Regions from separate parts of the Homo sapiens genome. Here region 2 is linked to region 1. A link is an interaction called in ENCODE POLR2A ChIA-PET data of the cell type or tissue named here. Cell type or tissue: A673. All regions are shown on one strand. Links, peaks and the distances in the headings refer to the core of each region. The heading gives the core; the rest is flanking DNA.

The links. Peaks named below come from ENCODE experiments on the same cell type or tissue, not always from the same donor. Only the 100,000 strongest peaks of a DNase experiment are listed, where the experiment ranks them.
Region 2: POLR2A ChIA-PET joins it to region 1 with 15 read pairs; 3 of 35 experiments call an interaction of 5 or more read pairs at or near these places.

What each region holds. Positions count from the first base shown.
Region 1 is chr3:65,795,781-65,806,416 of GRCh38, forward strand. All of the region lies in intron 1 of MAGI1 (membrane associated guanylate kinase, WW and PDZ domain containing 1), which reads right to left. Among named protein-coding and RNA genes, the nearest start is that of MAGI1-AS1, 93 kb to the right of the region's middle. In A673, for the core only: no CTCF peak of the experiment used is centred there; no DNase peak of the experiment used is centred there.
Region 2 is chr3:65,886,390-65,897,025 of GRCh38, forward strand. All of the region lies in intron 1 of MAGI1 (membrane associated guanylate kinase, WW and PDZ domain containing 1), which reads right to left. The region is part of intron 2 of MAGI1-IT1 (MAGI1 intronic transcript 1); the gene reads right to left. MAGI1-AS1 (MAGI1 antisense RNA 1) reads left to right here and starts at 7,427. Exons shown (of 3, transcript NR_046575.1): 1 at 7,427-7,528. In A673, for the core only: no CTCF peak of the experiment used is centred there; a DNase peak (open chromatin) is centred at 3,132; H3K27ac peaks cover 374 bases.

The sequences.
Region 1 (10,636 bases), core at 1,874-9,873:
TGGCTCATGTCTGTAATCCCAGCACTTTGGGAAGCCTAGGCAGGTGGATCACCTGAGGTCAGGAGTTCAAGACCAGGCTGGCCAAAATGGTGAAACCCCGTCTCTACTAAAAACACAAAAATTAGTCAGGTGTGGTAGTGCACACCTGTAATCCCAGCTACTTAGGAGGCTGAGGCGCAAGAATTGCTTGACCACAGGAGGCGGAAGGTGCAGTGAGCAGAGATCGTGCCACTGCACTCCAGCCTGGGTGACAGACTGAGACTCTGTCTCAAAAAAAAAAAAAAAAAAAAGAAAAGAAAAGAAAAGAAATTGGCTTCACAGGACTGCGGAGGATGGCGAGTCCAAAATTGCAGAGCTGGCACAGGCCGGGGTCCCAGGGAAGAACTGATGCAAAGACACTCTCCAGGCAGAATTCCTTCTTCCTCCCAGGAGCTCTATTTTCTTTGTCTTTTAAGGCTATTTTCTTTTAAGTCTATTTTCTTTTAAGGCTTTCAACTGATTTGATTGATGAGGCCAATCCCCATTGGAAAGGGTAATCTGCTTTGCTCTGAATCTATTAATACCAATGTAAACGTTATTCTTATCTAAAGAATACCTTCCCAGCGACATCCAGACTGGTGTTTCACCAAATACCTGGGTACCGTGGCCTAGCCAAGTACAAACAAAATTAACCATTACAGCTGCTGTTTCATCTCTTTTCTGCTGGGCTTTTGGTCACTAAGCAGAAAATATGAGGGGAAACGGACACACTGGCTCCCACAGCGGTTGGTCTCTGACATCAGCTATATCTATGTGGGGCAAGTTAGCTATTAATAAGTTTTGCCATGAAATAAAATTAAAAGTATTTATATTCATTTACTTTAAATCTTTTTAAATGCCTAAACCTTCTGAATAATAATATGCTATTCCTAATGCTCTAACCAAGGGGTCGGCATATTTCAACTATAATAAGGTGCCGATAGTAAATACTGTTGGCATTGCAGACCATATGCTCTCTACCCTAACCTCTCAATTCTGTTGCTGTCATGGGAAAGCGGCCTTGTACTATACATGACAAATGGGAATGGCTGTGACCACTAAACTTTATTTACAGAAACAGGCTGTGGGTCAGATTTGGCCTCAGGGCCATAGTTTGAGGATGCCTCCTCTGTTACCAACAAAATTTCAGGTACTTTTCATTCTTTCTCTCATCTTCCAAGGGTGTGATCTTGGATTGAAACTAATCATCTGTATTTTTTTTTTCCAACAGCATTTACTTTTCATCCAGAAAACCTTAGCTATGCCGCATGAGTTCTGATTATCTATTAAACATGAAGCTCAAGTGGTTATTTGCTAGTCACTTTTAAGTGTTTGGAAAAAAATATTAAAGTCCTCAGTCTCTGAGATACAAGGCAAGTCCAATTAGTGCAGACAATGTAAGCCATTATCCAGCTGCAATGGTCTCTTACATTTTCAAAAGAAAGAGTGGAGGCAGGTAAACACTAGCCCAGTAAACATTAAGGATGCATCTAAGGAAGCTTTAATAGGGGCAGGATACCTGTAAAGAGTCTATGACTCACTACATTATTCTAGAATAGATTTTTAATTACTCTGATCTATGTATGGCAACTGCTGCTTCTGATTAAATAGATTTAAAATGAGAAGAAAGAAAACAGAAACCGGCCAGGCACACTGGCTCATACTTGTAATCCCAGTACTTTGAGCAGTCGAGCCATGCAGACGGCTTGAGCCCCAGAGTTCGAGACCAGCCTGGGCAACATGGCAAAACCCCATCTCTACAAGAAAATTAGCCTGGTGTGGTGGCAAAGGCCTGTAATCCCAGCTACCTGGGAGACTGAGGTCAGGTGATCACCTGAGCCTTGGAGTTCGAAGCTGCAGTAGGCCATGATCACACCACTGCACTCCAGCTTGAGCAACACAGTGAGACCCAGTCTCAAAAAAAAGAAAACAGAAATCTAGTTTCTATAAATACTAATATTTTAACCAATATTAATATTTAAGAACTTTGAAGAATCCAGAGCACGGACAGGAAAAATAACACAGATTTCTAGTGGAGATTATTCAATGTATGTTGGGAAGTTTTGTCATCTAAGGATACACTCAAATCTAAGCGTAACCTTGGATTGGACTGTGCTGTACTGTTTATGGGCATTACAGCTATGGAGCAACAGCCCTTGAAAGGAATATAGTTTGTCTCATTTCTAAAATGCATCTTCAATTCTTCACCTTAAAAACATAGCCTTGGCCTGGTGCAGTGGCTCACACCTGTCATCCCAGCACTTTGGGAGGCCAAGGCAGGCAGATCACGAGGTCAAGAGATGGAGACCATCCTGGCCAACATGGTGAAACCCTGTCTCTACTAAAAATACAAAAATTAGCTGGGCATGGTGGGGTGTGCCTGTAATCCCAGCTACTTGGGAGGCTTAGAAAAGAGAATCACTTGAACCCGGGAGACGGAGCTTGCCGTGAGCCGAGATCACACCACTGCACTCCAGCCTGGGCAACAAAGCGAGACTCCATCTCAAAACAAACAAACAAACAAACAAACAAACAAACACAGCCTCAGAAGCACTGAAAATGACAACCCCTCGCCCATTCCATGCCTTTCTTCCTCCCGGGAAACATAAGTCATCAGGACCCATGGAGCAGACATCATTCTGAAAGGCACATCAAAGACACTCTGAAGTTCCAAAGGAAGCCGCCAACTGTAGGCCTCGGGCCAAGATAGGTGTAGGGGTGCTGCCCTTTACCATGGCTCTTGCCTCTTTACCATGGCTTAGGAAGGATGCTCTGGGTTTCCTTAAACTTCGCAGATTCATGCTGATTGCAGTCAAAATAAATATTCCCAGGAGCTTTGTGAACTGAAATTTCCTTTCATGAAAAGAATTTCTAGAAATACTACAGCTACAGTAGTCCCCCCATTATCCACGGCTTCGCTTTCTGCAGTTTCAGTTACCTACGGTCAACCACAGTCCAAAAATATTAAATGAAAAATTTCAGAAATAAACAATTCATAAGTTTTAAATCATGCACCGTCCTGAGTGATGTGATGAAATCTCTCACCATTCCACTGTGTCCAGCTCAAAGGGGAACCGGCCTTTAGGACAGCATTTCTACCCCGTATACCCTCACCACCCATTAATCACATATCGGCCACCTCAGTGAGCAGGTCGACTGTCAAAGTATCACAGTGCTTGTGTTCAAGAAACCTTTATTTTACCTAATGATGACCCGAGAGTGCAAGACTAGTGAGGCTAGCAAGTCAAACAGCCAAAAGGGAAGCTGTAATGTGCTTCTGTTAGTGAAAAAGGTGAAAATTCTCGATTTAATAAGCAAAGAAAAAAATCATATGCTGAGGTTGCTGAGCTCTATAGTATTCTATCTGTGAAACTGTAATGAAGGAAAAAGAAATTCGTGCTACTTTTCTGTTGCACTTCAAACTACAAAAGTTATGGCCACAGTGCATTACAAGTACTTAGTTCAAAAGGAAAGAAAAATGTTTGGGTGGAAGACATCAACAGAAATGGGTTCCAACTGACTGAAACATGTGGCACCAGGAAGCACCGAGCCTATACAAAGACTTCAGCAAGGGATCCCCTAAAATGAGTGACACTAAGTTATTTGTTGCAAGTAGCGAATGGTTGTGCAGATTCAAGATAAGCTTGTACCGAAAAATACAAAAATTACTGGAGAGTCTCTATCTGCTGATGAAGAAGCAGCTGTCACATTTCCAGCAGAGTTGAAGAAGCTGTTGATCTCATTACTGTGCCTAGTTTATAAATTAAATTTTATCATACATATGTATGTATGGGGAAGAGCAAAGTATACTATAGAATTTGGTACTATTCCATGGTTTGAGGCATCCACTGGGGGTCTTGGAAGATATCTCCTGCAGATAAAGGAGGACTACACATAATAAAAGAGCAGCTGACATGTCAGTTAATTGTAGTTTTAAATGAATATGCAAACAAAACTCATATTTATGTGTTTTTTAAAAAATATTTATTTGGGCTGATGTTTCCACAACTTTTGAAAACTCTGTAGTGTATTGCACATTTTCCCCTCACATTAATAATTGTACCCAACGCTTTACATTTAAATATTCTTCAGCTGAGAAGATGTCTGGAAGTTGAAAAAAATAGATAAAACAAGCAAGCATATTATTTAAACACAAATAATGTACCATTTTAAAATAAGTTAATACTACGTTTCCCAATTATTCAGACTTCCTGAAGGTTCCGACTGCCTAATTCCAAGTCTACCACTTACTTTGCTGAATGGCGTTGGGCATGTTACTTTCCTCCCAAGTTTCAGTTTCCTCATCCATAAATGGAGAGCCTAATAATACCTGCTCCATATGGGGTTCTAGTGGCGAACAGGTGACTTAACACATGTAAAGCATTCAGAATAATGCCTGGCACGTGGCAAGCCTTTAGTAAGTGCTAATCCTGATCATCAGCTTCTTTTTCTTCTTCATCATTAATTTGTGGTTCTTACATTTAAAGGTGTCAGGGTAGTTCAATGTAGGAGCAAGCAAAGTTTTAGGGGTGGCATGTTAAATATTAAATATAATCAATCCTTCCCTCCCCTTGGAGTATTTTCTATACACTGAAGAGTATCTTTTAGTAATTGTGAATTTCTTTTTTATCCCCACAAAGAGTTAGAGGGAAACCTTAGCAAAACCAGACATTGTGTATCAGTGAGTCCAATTGTCCAGTCTCATAGTCTTTATAACCCAGCAAACAGGCCCAGTGAACAGGTGCTTGGAAGGGCAGAACATGGACTGCTTCAAACAATCAGAAATGCATCCAATAAGATATGAACTCCCACCATGGGAAATACGTTTTTTAATTAGATTAAAAAAAAAACTGATGTAAGAAATTGGCAAAATTGTTGCTTCTGAAAAGGAGTGATAGCAAAAACTAAAACTAAAAATAAAATAAAATTTTTAAATATGTATCCATTCCTATGGTTTCCAAGTATTTTGATGTTAGCTTCTACCAGGACTGCCTGATATTTTTCTCATATATTTTCTTCCTTTATCTTAGAGTGAATCTATTTGTCACACAGTTTATTGTTCCTGTTAGGTTGGTGCAAAATTAATTGTGGTTTTCGCCATTAAAAGTAATAGTAAAAACCGCAGTCACTTCTGCACCAATGTAATATTTCCCCTGGGATAAAACAGAGTTGGATGAATCAGGTGCTCACAGGCAAATCTCCCTGGAAGTTCCTACTTAGTTCTTCTCCTCTGTCACTTTATATTTATTTGCAAATTGTCAAGCACCATTGGTTTATATTTGAGACACTTATGAAAATGAGAGATAAAGAATAATTTCAGGTAAAACTCTTCTTGGGCAACACAGATCTAATGTTTCCAATGAAATAATCACTTCCTGAAATGGAAAAATAAAATAGGAAGTCAAGAAAAAATACAGATTTCAAGAACAGCATGGGTTTAGCTTCAAGTTAAACAGAAACACTGATGCAGACAATACCAATCATTTGAGTCTTTTGAGATCTAATACAGAGCATCCAAAGGAAAGGTCTGATGAGGGAAAGAAAATCCAAAGCTTTGAAATGGTCAAAGTAGCTAGGTCTTGAAGTCAGATGCAAAGTTATAACATTCTAGAAAAATGTCCGGTCGCTTAAGTCTTAGATTCCATCAAAGTGATGACCAAATTTAGAGATGAATAACCGTACTTGGATCACTTAGCAGAAACAGCATTATAGGCCAACTTGGCTGGAAAAAAGCTCTCCATTATCAAGATCTGAGGAAGACCTCTGCAAATCCAGGTCTCCATCTCCCTGACAGCCTCCTTCACTTTCTAACAGCTCCTCGACCAATCACTTCTCCTACATTCTAACCCAATGGCTCTCAACTCTTTAAAAAATGCAGATAGGTTTTAAAGTTTAGTGGAACCTAACATGACAGTAATTATATTTTAAATATCTGTTGGGTAAGAAAATGCATAGAAACAAAAACTTTTCAATTCACTATAAGATTTTCTACTTTATTAACCCCTAAAGCAGGGGTCCCCAAACCCCGGGCCACAGACTGCTACCAGTCCATGGCCTGCTAGGAACCCAGCCACACAGCAGGATGGGGGCAGTAAACTAGCATTACCTCCTGAGCTGGGCCTCCTGTGATATCAGCAGAGGCATTCAATTCCCAGAGGACCATGAAACCTATTTTGAACTGCACATGTTGGGGATCTAGGTTGGACACTCCTTATTAGAATCTAACTAATGCTTGATGGTCTGAGGTGGAACAGTTTCATCCTGAAACCATGCTCCCTGCCCCACTCAACCTCCTGGAAAATTTGACTTCCATGAAACCGGTCCCTGGTGCCAAAAAGGTTGGGGACCACTGCCCTAAAACATCTTCATTCAGTTAAAATTTTTCTGAGAGCCTACTATGTGCAACGCATTATTCTTAGCATTTGAGGTACAATTCTGCCCTTAAAATTCTCCTCCTTCCCTCCCTCCTTTCCATATCCTATCAGAAAAGGTCTGAACAAAATGGTTATTCTGATAGGAGAATTCTAAATTCTATTTGATGGGAGGGATGGGGGAGACAAGGAAGATGGAGGCAACTCTCCATTCCTCCTTGGGGTTGTAATTTTTCACCATGTGAACGCATTCATGAGTTACTCGTGTAATTAAAAATAAAAGATGGTAAACAGAGCATCTGTGTAAGAAATGTCTAGAAAAATAAAAAGTCCTTTAGAATTACTTCAAGGCCCTCTAAAAATGTGCCCAAATCCACATTGCACCCTGGGGTTCAGAAAGCAGTGGCTCTTGCAAATTGTTCATATCAATTCAGTTCAATTATCTGGTAGCAACACTCAGGCAAGTACCATCTTTCTTTTGTTCATTCCTGTAACATCTATCAAGTACACAATACCTGGCATAAAACAAACACTGAATTAGGTAAATATTAAATGGCTGACTGAATGGATGACTGAAGAATGCCTAGTTTCCTGCCTCAAGTACCGAATGCCTAACCATTTTCCTTCCATGGTGACTTCAACACACTCTCCAAAACTCCACTCAAAAGATCATCTCATCTGTGTGTGTGTGTGTGTGTGTGTGTGTGTGTGTGTGTGTGTGTCTTTTGTTGGCATCTAACTCATCTATGGTGAAAAACACAAATTTCATCTCTATAACCTCAACATTTTCTACTGATAAAGACATCCATGTAACCAACATGCAGATGAAGAGAGAGAGAGGACATTACCAGTACTCCCACCACACTGCTTCAATATGGCCTTATTTTAATAACATCCTTGCCCATTTTTTTGTTTCTTTGTTTTCTGCTACTTGCAAAATCAAAGTATTTCACTTTGAATAAGATAACAGCTAAATGAGCTGATTTTTTTTAACTAGAGTTAGCAAACATCTCTAATCCAGTAAAGTGATGTCAATTAAAAATAGTATTAGGAATCCTGCGATATTATAACAGCAGGTGACAATTTAACACTGTTTGGACTAAAATATTGTAGGTGAAATTTACTGTAATAGAGATTGTACATATGAAAAAATATCAAAGGTTTCTAATTTTAATACATTTTCCCTCAATGCTCAATGCTTAAATAATTTTCCTTTACATGCTTACTGACTATAAATAAAAGATAGACTTAAAATTTCCTAAAAGGAAATTTTAGATGTGATATTACATGACCTCTCTACATTCTCATCTTTAAATTATTCCCTGTGAAATCTTGTTCAATCCATCATTTGAGCATGTCAGCAGGAAAAATAATTTCTTTTTTGTTTTAATTTTAGGTTCAGGGGTACATATGCAGGTTTGTTATATAGGTAAACTCGTGTCATGGGAGTTTGTTGAACAGATTATTTCATCACTCAGGTACTAAGCCTAGTATCCAACAGCTATTTTTCCAGATTCTCTCTCTCCTGTCACCCTCTACCTTCCAGTAGGCCCCAGTGTCTGTTGTTCCCCTCTCTGTGTCCACGTGTTCTCATCATTTAGCTCCCACTTACAAGTGAGAACATGCAGTATTGGTGCTGGAGGCCATTATGCTTAGCAAACTCATACAAGAAGAGAAAACCAAGTACTGAAAAATAATTTCTTAAATGAATTTTGCATATGACAAAAGATCTCACACCTCCTCTAACTCAGAAACAATAACACGAGTGCTTCAACAAAAATTGTAACCAAGATTCAGGAAGACTCCTTAAACCTTTAAGACAATCATGATAGATTAACAAGAACCTAGCACAAACTGAGGCATCCCTAAATTCCACTCTGCATCTTTCCAAGAGAAAACTCTAAGAACATTCAAGTCCCCTTTATAACACTGAAGAAATTCGAAAAACAAACATTCATCTTACTGATGTAGAAGAACAGAAAAGCATCACACTATTAGCTCCTCCAATGGCCTGGCAGAGACCCTGCGTGGCACAAGCCACAAATAAGAACATTCTAAAGAATTAACCATTTTGCAAAACAGAACATTTCTCAGATGGCTTAGTAAAAAAAAAAAAAAACACACACAGTGACATCAGAACATTAAGAGAGGGGAGAGATTTTCAGATAACATCACTGACTGGTATAAGCAATGTATTTATATCAATAAATTGATATAAATTTATTGGTATAAACTGATATATATAAATATTGATATGAATTGATATAAATTACATTGATATTTATATCAATATGTTATACTGATATAAATTATATTGATATTATATTAATACATGTTATATACTGATATAAATTGATATTTACGTTATTAAATCAAGTTTAGCCTAAAGCTGCCTCTTTACATATTTTAAATTTGGTCTAAAGGTTTTTCTGTACACATCATGAACTATAGCAAGTGGCAATGTAAACGGACCGTAGCCTACACTTGTGCCAATCACCAAGTTTTTCCCAATCAAATGTACCCAACTGTACAGTAATCAAAACGGCATGGCACTGGTACCAAAACAGGCACAAAGACCAATGGAACAGAATAGAGATCTCAGAAATAAGGCCACACATCTACAACCATCTGATCTTTGACAAACCGGACAAAAACAATCAATGGAGAATGGATTCCCTATTTAATAAATGGTGCTGGTAGAACTGGCTAGCCATATGCAGAAAATTGAAACTGGAACCCTTCCTTACACCTTATACAAAAATTAACTCAAGATGGATTCAAGACTTAAATGTAAAACCCAAAACTATAAAAACCCTAGAAGAAAATCTAGGCAATATGATTCAGGATATAGGCATGGGAAAAGATTTCATGACAAAAACATCAAAAACAATTGTGAACAAAACCAAAAATTGACAAATGGGACCTAACTAAACTAAAGAGTTAATGTACAACAAAAGAAACTATCATCAGAGCAAACAGACAACCTGTGGAATGGGAGAAAATTTTTGAAATCTATCTATCTGACAAAGGTCTAATATCCAGAATCTATAAGGAACTTAAACAAATTTACAAGAAAAAACAAACAACCCCATTAAAAAGTGGGCAAAAGACAAGAACAGACACTTCTCAAAAGAAGTCATTTATGCAGCCAACAAACGTATGAAAAAAAGCTCAACATCACTGATCATTAGAGAAATGCAAATCAAAACCACAATGAAATACCATCTTATGCCAGTCAGAATGGCAATTATTAAAAAGTCAAGAAACAAGAGACGCTGGCGAGGCTGTGGAGAAACAGGAATGCTTTTACAGTGTTGGTGGGAACACAAATTAGTTCAACCATTGTGGAAGACAGTGTGGCGATTCCTCAAGGATCTAGAACCAGAAATACCATTTGACCCGGCAATCCCATTACTGGGTATATACCCAGAGGAATATAAATCATTCTATTACAAAGGTACATGCACGTGTATGTTCACTGAAGCACATTCACAATAGCAAAGACATGGAATCAACCTAAATGCCCATCAGCAATAGGCTGGATAAAGAAAATGTGGCACATATACACCGTGGAATACTATGCAGCCATAAAAAGGAACAAGATCATGTCCTTTGGAGGGACATAGATGGAGCTGGAAGCCATCATCCTCAGCAAAGTAACACAGGAACAGAAAACTAAACACCGCATGTTCTCACTCATAATTGGGAGCTGAACAATGAGAACACATGGACACAGGGAGGGGAATAACACACACTGGGGCCTGTCAGGTGGGGGACAGGGGAAAGGAGAGCATCAGGATAAATAGCTAATAGATGCAGGGCTTAATACCTATGTGATAGGTTCATAAGTGCAGCAAACCACCATAGCAAATGTTTACCTAGGTAACAAATCTGCACATCCTACACATGTATCCTGGAACTTAAAATAAAATATAAAGAAATTTTTTAAAAATTAAAAATTTTTTTCAAAAATATAGCTGGCCAGGCACGGTGGCTCATGCCTGTAATCCCAGCACTTTGGGAGGCTGAGGCAGGTGGATCACAAGGTCGGGAGATCAAGACCATCCTGGCCAACATGATGAAACCCCATCTCTACCAAAAATACAAAAATTAGCCGGGCATGGTAGTGTGCGCCTGTGGTCCCAGCTACTCGGGAGGCTGAGGCAAGAGAATCCTTTGAACATGGGAGGCAGAGGTTGCAGTGAGCTGAGATCATGCCACTTCACTCCAGACTGGCAACAGAGGGA
Region 2 (10,636 bases), core at 1,623-9,622, 90 kb after region 1:
CTCTTTTTAAAAAAATAATAAAGGCATGATCTTCAGCAAAGACTGAGTTACCTCCAAAAATACATTCTCCCCTTCCTCCAAACTCTCAGTTGAGCATATGGCTGCCCTCATTAAAGGCTTTTGTTGCAGCTAGTTATGGCCACACGAGCAAGGTCTGGCTTATGAGATGTGAGCAGAAGCACAGTGTGTCATTTCCAAGCCGTGTCTGTGAAGAGAAGAGACCTGCTCTCCTCTTGTCTCCGTCTCACTAGCCAGAATGCACAGGAGGACAATATCTCTATAATGACAGAGCAATATATGAGACAGAATCTCAGTCCCCAACCTTGCAGAATCACAGTAGCGTAGGACTGTTACATGGCTAGACCGTTACATAAGGTAGAAATGAACTTCTACTATATTGAAGCCACTGTGATTTGAGGTAACTGCTAATGCAGCCAAACCTATATGTTGGCTGATACACAGAAAGCTTGAACAAAATAACCAGTATTGAACCAGTAAACTATTAATTTCTCCTACCTGATCCTACACATCTCTTCTCCAAAAAACATTTCAGAATGGGTATACACCACTGTCATTTCTTAATAATTTAAGAAAATAAAGTACCTAGTTAATGTCAAAGGCTTCTGTGCAAACTCATAAAATACAAGGTGCACTTAAAATAAATATAAAATACTGATTAAGAATAGTCTAAGTTGAAACCAAGATTCTCAGACATGAGTAAAATAAGTATGTATGCCATCTCAAAAAAAGATTCCAAAGATCATATGCATATTTTTATCTGTATAGAAAAATTGAAAAAATATATCCCAAACTGGTTGCCTCTGGAGGATTAGAATTTTAGGTTGAGAACAGAAGGAGATAACAGGAAAAATTTAGTTTTCTACTTTATATTCCTGTGTTTTATTTGAATTTTTGCCACAAACATGTATTACTTTAGTAATACACAAAAACTACAAAAATAAAGCACATATTAGAACTCTGTACAGCAGACTGATACCAGAAAAAAAAAAAAAAAAGGGCAGGGGCAAGAGGGGGAAATAAGATTTCTATCTACAAATAAAACCACAGCCTTCTGAATTCTGGGATGTAAATTCATAAACCTGTAACTTCTACTGTGCATTAAAAAAAACTATAACATACCATAAAACCTGTATCTATTTCTTTAACTTCCTTACCTTTACCAAATACCACAATTTCTCTTAGACAGAGACAGTAAACATAAAACTCATGAAAAACTAAAGAGACAGAAAAATAAAAATTCTATGTCTGGTTAGGACGTTAATAAGCTCACAATCATAGGACACCACTATTATCTAAGGCACAGTGTTTTCAATTTGGATAGTAAGTCAGTTCATCTTTGAGCTTCGATCAATGTCTTAAAGCTTTCAAGACCACATGAGGATATGGTACATTGCCCATTATCTCACTTACTGAGTGACCTATTATTCATTGAATTTATTTCCACACAAGAGAACAGCATAGATACAGTATCCTAAATGATCATGCACATAAAACAAACATTAACATCATATTCATCGTTAGCAACTATTAGAACCTGTATATTACACTCTCAATAACTGACTGTATCATTCAAGTTGATATTAGTTCAATATGGTATATTCTGTGTTTCATAAAGAACCTATCACCAAACTAAGATTTTTTGAGATCAGCAAAACCCAATCTTTATAAAAGGTGCCCAGTTGATTAGCGAAATTACCTTCTCTCTACTGTGAAAACAATTCCCACTATCCAACCTGATGGTAAGAAAGCTGCTACATAATTGTGTGTGAAGGCCCTGAACTTCAAACATTCCTAGAACAGATTTTTCCTAATGGTGACAGGACTTAAAATCTAAGAAGCCATATGAAGCATCAGAACCCATCTCAATAACTTTACAAAAGCACAAGAATAGTCAAGGAGAGGTTGAGAAAGGAAGACTATGTCTTTCATCTTCAGAGTCAGAGCCAAGGGAAGTACTGAGCAGGGAATTAGTATATGTCTAGCATTGGCAACCAAAGTATTCAAGAGGCCCATTATAAACCTTTATGTCCAAAAGAATTCCTATGAGGCTACGTTAAGAAGAAAAACATGTTGGAATACATTGCAAGTTACCACTGGCAGATGTTAAGAAAATAAAATTATACAAGTAGTAAATGGGATAAAATTTTTAATGACATTAGAAATGAAAGGAGATTTAGAATTAAAACTAGCAACTGGATTCACAAGTCTTAAACACACACATATACACAAGTACATACACATTTAAGAATCTTTAAGATTTTTTTTAAACACTCAAAAATGAAATACTGAGTTTAAAGAACTAAAAGCTTTAATTTCTCCTTTCTAAAAAAAAGAAAAAAGCCAGAAGACTGGCCAGGATGCCCAAGACCTTCCAATTCAATGCTCCCAAAAACTATGAACCACAAAATCTGACAGATGGAAAATGGTTATTCCAAGGGGTTTGGGATTCTACAGGTACACCAGAAATTATCTGTGCGCTAAAAAAATGTGAGTAAAAGTATTTTCTATAATATACAGATGCCATATATGTGTGTATGTTTATGTATATATTTATATATGTGTGTATGTATACATATGTAACAAATATAATATTACAAAGATATAATGTATAATGACCTCTATAGGCTAGTACTATTCATTATCAGATTCATAGCAGTTTTCCAAAACCAAGAGACGCTAAAAGTACAACTAATATTAAGTAAGCATCTGTGAAACTTTCTGAAGCATAGCCTCTAAAAGACTGAAACCACCACACTAATCCAGAGTGATCCTTCAGTTGACCTGGCTGATATAATGTCCATGGGTCAGAGTGAGATGGCTGAATTAAATAAGCAAAGAAAGTAATCATCTGATATGTAGGAGAGAATGTGGGCAAGGAGATGGGAAAGATCCATCACTTTAAAAAGGCAAGAACCCCTTCTGTTTCTGTCTTTTTAGAAGACCAGTTGCTGCTACATATTTTGTATCTGCACAGACTTTTCTCTTCTGGGCTTAGCGACACACTCAACATTTTCAGTACAGAGTCATGATTCTCTGTTCTCTCCTCTATTCAGCTACATCATGAGTCATAGTAATGACTATTCTTGAATACCACTGGTGACGTTCAAAAAATTCTAAGCTCATGCCAACCAACTTTTGAACATCTGTGAGGCAGGGGAGAAATACTCGCCTAAAAGCTGCTGCCAGAAACAGTAGTCTGCATTCCAAAGTCAGTGCAACACAGGAGTTTAACTTGGGAGGCCTTAACATAACAGTAAGTAACACAACAGTGAAAGAATCTGTACTAATAAGGAAAATAATAATGTCAGTTACCATCTATTGAGAGCTACTATATTGAGAAAATTTACACTCATAGTATGGGGGCATGGGGGGTTGTCAGGTAAGGCTTCCTGGAGGGGGAGCCACCTGAGCCAACACCAAAAAGATAAGCAGAATGTACTGGTATATACAGAAATGTATTGGTATGTGTTCACAACAGAGAAGCATGAGGATGCTGCCACATGTATGAAGATGGTCACTGCAGTGTTCCTTATAAAAGCCAAAGCACACAAGCAAGCTTTGTGCCTTTCAACAGATTGTTATCTTAATGTCTACCTCATGCTGTTCACAGAAAAAAATAAAAGTGGGCAACCAGTTTTTAGCTCCAGATGACATTAAAAACTCATGATATGCCGGCCAGTCGCGGTGGCTCACGCCTGTAATCCCGGCACTTTGGGAGGCCGAGTGGACGGATCACGAGGTCAGGAGATCGAGACCATCCTGGCTAACACAGTGAAACCCCGTCTCTACTAAAAATACAAAAAAATTAGCCGGGCGTGGTGGCGGGCGCCTGCAGTCCCAGCTACTCGGGAGGCTGAGGCAGGAGAATGGCGTCAACCCAGGAGGCGGAGCTTGCAGTGAGCAGAGATAGCGCCACTGCACTTCAGCCTGGGCGACAGAGCGAGACTCCGTCTCAAAACAAAAAACAAACAAACAAAAAAACTCATCATATGCCTTCCCAACTCACACACAGGCACACACACACACCGAGGAGGTCAGAAACATGTTCTTGTGCATCCAACTTCAAAACATTAAGCTTTATAAAATTCAACAATATTTTTCTCATTTCATGTCTGAACAAGGCCCAGCACAGATCCAAGGACCAAAATTTCCCAAAGGACTTGCAAGAACATTCCAACTTTAACACCACATCCAACGCAAACACTTCTTTAAAAGAACGAGCAGATTCACATAGCCAAAAACTCAGGAGTTGAACAAGTCACAAAATATCAGCCCATCCATTTATAAGAGGTACAAGTTGAGAACCACTATGGTTGAAGGATCTTGCCCAAGGCCAGTCATACAGCTGGAATGGCAACCCAGATTCCAATTTTAGAACTATCCCAATAAGCTACATTGATTGAACTCCTCCTATTGTACTTGTCAATAGACAGCTGGAACAGCACAAAACATTAACTTGGAAAGAAAAACAAAAATAAAATGTATCGCCTCGTTTGTTTAGACAACAAAACCTATTCCAGCCTGGGCAGTGGTTCACACCTCTAATCCTAGCACTTTGTGAAGGCTGACAGGCAGGAGGATTGCTTGAGGCCAGGAGTTCAAGACCAGTCTGGGCAACACGGCAAAACCCCATCTCTACAAAAATTACAAAAATTAGCCAGGCACGGTGGCATGCACCTGTAGTCCTAGCTACTTGGGAGGCTGAGGTGGGAGGATAGCTTGAGCTCAGGAGGCAGAGGATGCAGTGCGCCATTACACTTCAGCCTGGGCGACTGAGTGAGCCCCTGTCACAGAAAAACACACACAAAAAAAAAAAAAGGAAAGAAAGAAACCAATAACAAGAAGAAAAAAACTATTCTAATGGGTTTGTAACATGGACAACTACTTGCTCTTTAAAGAATGAGACAGATAACTGTAATGGTAAGAAGTCATTTACTGAGCACCTATTACAAATCTGGTAATATGCCAGGCGCTACCACCCATCACTGACCAATCACTGAACTAGGACTTAGGTAAGCACCATCAATAAAACCCTTAAAGCACAACGGGAAGAGAAGCCTGGGCTGCTAGCACAATAAGCCCCAACAAACTAAAATGTTAGATTAAGGGACAGAAGTATTTTCTACTTCATAAGTTAATTATACATTACCAAGGTTACTTTTCCCCACTATTTTGCAGGAGTCAACGTGATACACAATATAACCAAGGGTGACAAAAGCAACCATACTCCAAAGTATTCAGCAAAATACTTGACAAGCAACATGCATGACAATAGCCCTAAGGTGTTGGAAGACTGGGATACAAACCCCTGTTGTCTGGGGCCTGTTGTGGGGTGGGGGGAGGGGGAGGGATAGCTTTAGGAGATATACCTAATGTAAATGATGAGTTAATGGGTGCAGCACACCAACATGGCACATGTATACATACGTAACAAACCTGCACATTGTGCAAATGTACCCTAGAACTTAAAGTATAATATATATATATATATATATATATATATATATATATATATATATATATATATATATACCCGTGTTGCTCCAATTCAAATTTGTGACAAGTAACCAGTTATTATAGGATTATGCTGGACAATGAGATACACCCCCTCCCATATTGTTCTAAATAGATACTTTATACAGAAAACTCATTATAGATACTCATTATATAGAGAACACAGTCTTTAATTAGAGTCTCTGAAATAGCTATTCCCCATCCTTAATTATGTAACACATAACACGAAAACTTCTGATCACAGCCTGATGGGCAGCCAATGGGCAAATTCCCTCAAGGTTCAGTGACCCTAACTGTGAAGCTATTTTTCTTTAATTATGTTACAGAAAAAGATGTCTCAATCCATGGTCCTCCTAAGCTTCAAGAGGAAAGGTTGGGAGGAAACTCATTAACTTAGTTATGATCGTCTATATTTCAGAGAGGAAAGAAAAAGAGAAAACTTTGCATAACTTTTTGATGGACATAAAATAATAGCAGAATCAGATTTTGTTTAAGATAATAATAGCAGAATCAGATTTTATTAAGTGGCATACCAACATTTTATTAAGTGGCATACAAGGCATTCTTGTGTTTATTTTTTAGAAATTATCAAAACCTACCAAAGCAAATCTAAAGAACGTATATAAAAGAACTTACCTAAAACATTAAATTAATGTTAAGTATAATTATAACAGCAGCTAACATTTATGTATTAGGTGTTAACTGTTCAACTTTACACATTGTTTTAATGTCTCCCAAATCAGCCTAACAGTAAGACTTACCTGGGGCACTTAATCACAGAATCCCTGGAAATTCTAATTCTGTAGCTCTGGGATGGGTCCCATTATTTTAAAAAATGCATTACAATCATTCTTATGACCAAGCTAGGTTAGGAAACAGATTCTCATGGGCTCTTCTTTAACAATGACAGGAAATAGGAAACACTATTAGACCCATTTGACAACTGAAGAAACTGAGGCTTAGAGAGGTCACAAAGCCACCCAGGGTCAGAGGCAGAAACAAACAGAAATGTGAGCTCAGATTTGTAGCTTTTAGCCTGAAAGTAAAACTGCAATCATTGTTCCTTTCCCCAGGTAACACACCAGAGAAGGACACTAACAACCTCAATTTCAGGGACGATAAAAATTAAGTAACAATCCATTCTTCTCTTATTATCTCTCTCAGAGTATCTAAGAAGGCTACACTGGTAAAAGGCTACAGTGCAGTTTCTGGCACATAAGTTACTGAAAATAAGATTTCTTTCCTATCTCCCATCCTTCATCCCTTCTTCTCTACTGATGTCCTCTAATTGGAGTCATTAGTCCTCTTTCTACCAAGCAAAGCCAAAGGTTCCCAGACATATACAACCTCAGAAAAAAAAATGTGAAATAAATGGCAGATACTAACATCAGATTTACTATTCATTTTTCTTTTTTTTTTTCATTTCATGAAAATTACATTCAAACCGGTTTCTTGCCTGGAGAAAAGCACAAAACAAAATTTACATAACGCCTTTAAAAATCAAAACACAATTAACGTTAAGTTTCTTCATGCATTCTCAAAAATCCAACAATATAGTTTAATAGAAAATAATGACAAGCAACATTTATTGAGCGTATCAAGTATTAAATCACTAATTCTCATCAGAAGTCCAGAGGGAATTACGCGAGTCCCATTTACAATTAAGAAAACAGACACAAAGAAATTACAAATTTTGCCCCAGGTTACACAGTTACTAAGTGGTAAAGACAGTATGCAAAATTAGAAGAAGAACTACTATTTGAATTCATGATTTCTTTATTACAATTATCTACTGCTGCGTAATAAATCATCCCAAAATATAACGGCTTAAACTAACAACAATCATTTTATTATCTTTCACAATTTCTGTGAGTCAGGAATTTGTACAAAGCACAGCTGAAATGCTTGTCTCTGCTTCCTGATGTCTGAATCTTACACTGGGAAGACTGCAGGCAACTCAATGGCCCAGGGCTAGAATCATCTGAAACCTCAGGTGTGTTTCACCTCCCCTGGAACACTTGGATGTGGCCTCACCATTTGGCTCCTTGAGCTCCCCTGCAGCCTCCTAGCTGGTTTCCAAAGTCAAGTGTCCCAAAAGAACCAGGTAGAAGCTATACCACCTTTTATGACCCTATCTTGGAAGTCTCACAGCACTGCTCCACCATAATCACATGGCCACCCCTCCATACAAAAAGAAGGAACGAGACATCACTACCCGCCTCCCTATGGAAAGAATCTCAAAGTTGTAAGAACAGCATAATTTCTGCCACAACCCCTAAATAACAATCAATAATATCATCCCTACCTACTAGTGAGAAAATGGAAGTTCAGAAAGGCTATGTGATTGCCCAAGGTCACACAATAAATAATGGCACTAAGATGCCAACACAGGCCCTTGTGACTCCAAATCCTGTTCAATTTCCATTACATCATATTTATAAAACATTCCATCTAAACTGAGTTGTTCCTTGGTGAAAGCTAGGACACATCCATCTTTTAAAAATAATAATAAAGTGAACCATTCCACCAAAAATATGCTAAAAGGATATCCAAATATAAATTATCAAATTTGGAAAGGCAGCAAATGGAAATCCTAATCTAAAGCATTCTTAGTTTACCAGTGATGTCAAATGTTAGCATTTTCTTTGTTGTTGTAATTGAGGATTCGTGTAAGAAAAGAGAAATACAATACCAAGAGTATTCAGTAAGGATAGTCCTTGAAAAGACTAGCAACCACCTAGGACAGTGGTGCAAACCATCCAATTAAGTCTAAATAGGAGATACCCAGGCAACACAATGAAGCCAATGAGCTACAAACTCCATCTGATGCCAAAACTAAAAGGGGAGTTATCACTCATCACCATCAACTGCTTTTGAAAAGGCCAATCCCAGCTATGAGTGTCTCTTCTGGCATGGGAAATTTCATAACACATCTTTATTGCCGGCTGAGGCCACTTGCCTCATCCAGATTCACTGCCTTATGAAAATGTGCAATATGAATGTTTACCGTTGTCATGGAACCTTCACATGAGTTCAAAATAACACACACCCATCACTGTGGCATTTCCAAACAGGACTGAATGGTTGGAAACGGAGGTGCTAGCTAATGTTATTTATTAAAACAAATAAAAACGTCTCTTTTATTTTAGATATCTGTGATGTTCATGGAGGACTTGGCAATATGTGCATGGTTGGGCATAATCTGATAATAAATCCATCAGTCCTTTATTTTGCTACTGGTTAACTAAAATGCCAGACATAAAGGCAACTGTACTTCTTTAACAAATGTGTCTTCTTCTAAGTGGGCAGTGTCAGCACTTGTTCCCTAGACGGGTTCACAGCTAGTACAACACACAGAGTCCCCCATTCAAAACTTCAGCACCTCTTCTCCAGCCCCTATTCTCTCCACTCAATGTCTTAACCATGGGCATTAAGGAACACAACATGTGAAATATACAGGCAATTTGCTGGTCTGAGTTTGTGTGACACCTTCAGGTTTCAGAAATTAAACTGCCACCCTCAGGGTCAGAGACCAGAATTCTCAAAAGTACTACAATTCATTCGAGAAGGCAAGGCATGGTAGACACTACCTTTGTCTTCAAACAATAATCTAATTTTTTCTTTCCAAATCCCTACAAAGACTCTTTATATGATCAATGACCATCTATCTATCCGGCAGCTTTCTGTATCAAAGGGAATAACTTAACCTAAATTCATTATAGTTTCATGTGCCAAGTGCACAGTAATGGCTAAAATCAAAGTCATTGAGATGATGAAGCCCCATCCAAACTTACGTCAGTTACCCTCCATTTTAACATTGAAAAACAGTATTTATCAGTACCATCAATATATTTGCTTCTAAACACTTTTTCCTCAAAGGGACTTTTCAATCATCAAACTATAGCTGGCATTAAATCCAAAAGAATATTCAACTATAGCAAGTAATATTTCCCTGGAAAGCTATTAATTATTCAGCATTCCTTAGCTGCCTACAAGCAGATAGATACCCAGGTTGTTCTTTGTTGGAAACACTCACTCAGCGCCCCTGCCCCCAGCTTGGAGAGGAATACAGGCTGACCCACTACCATTGCATCTCTGTAAACCTCAAGAAGTGATGCTGCAAGGACCAGCTCAATAGTACCTAACAGCCTGGCTGACATGGGGAAGCCCCCAGCCAGACCAAAATCTCCACCCACTGCGGTATTTTTCTCCCTATAGGCAATAGACAAAAGGCCAATGTTCCCACTCACTTTAAATTCAGGCATAAGTAACAGGACTCAGACAAGGAAGAAAACTGAAGTCCCAGTCAAAACTGAAACCCACCAGCGTATATAATAAGTATTTTTATTATTATCACTAACAGCAGTAATCACGACAAAAAAAAAAAAGTACAACCATGCCCATGGCTGACAGGAAGGTTATCAATCGAGGACAATTTAGTTATATGTGGTTTAGGAAGAAGAAAAAACGACTTGAAATTATCAAAACCTTGGACTCAGGAATATCACATCTGTGGAGCTTGTCCAAGAAAACTACGAATCATGTGGACAAAGATTTAGCTACAAGGACATTCAACAAAGAGTTGTTTAAAACATGAAAAACTGGCTGGACACGGTGGTTCACACTTGTAGTCCCAGCTATGCAGGAGGCTGGGGCAGGAGGATCGCTGGAGCCCATAAGTTTGAAGTTACAGTGAACTATGATTGTGCCACTGCACTCCAGGCAGGGCATCAGAGACCCCGTCTCAAACAAACAAACAAACAAACAAACTGGAAACAACCTAAATACCCAACAATAATATGGACAGTATACATCCATACAATGAAATACTAAGTAAAACTTTAAAATGATAGTGTAAAAGCAGGTGAGGCTTTTCTTTGACATGGCAACCTGTTCATGATTTCACAGGAAATGAATATTCAAGTAACAAAATGTATACTGTTCAATATAAATTTTGATTTTATACACCTACACATAATACAACTAGAATAATACAATTGCCCCTCCATATCCGAGAAAAATTGGTTCCCAGGATCCCCTTGGATACCAAAAATCCACAGATGCTCACATCTCTGATATAAAATGGTACAGTACTTGCATA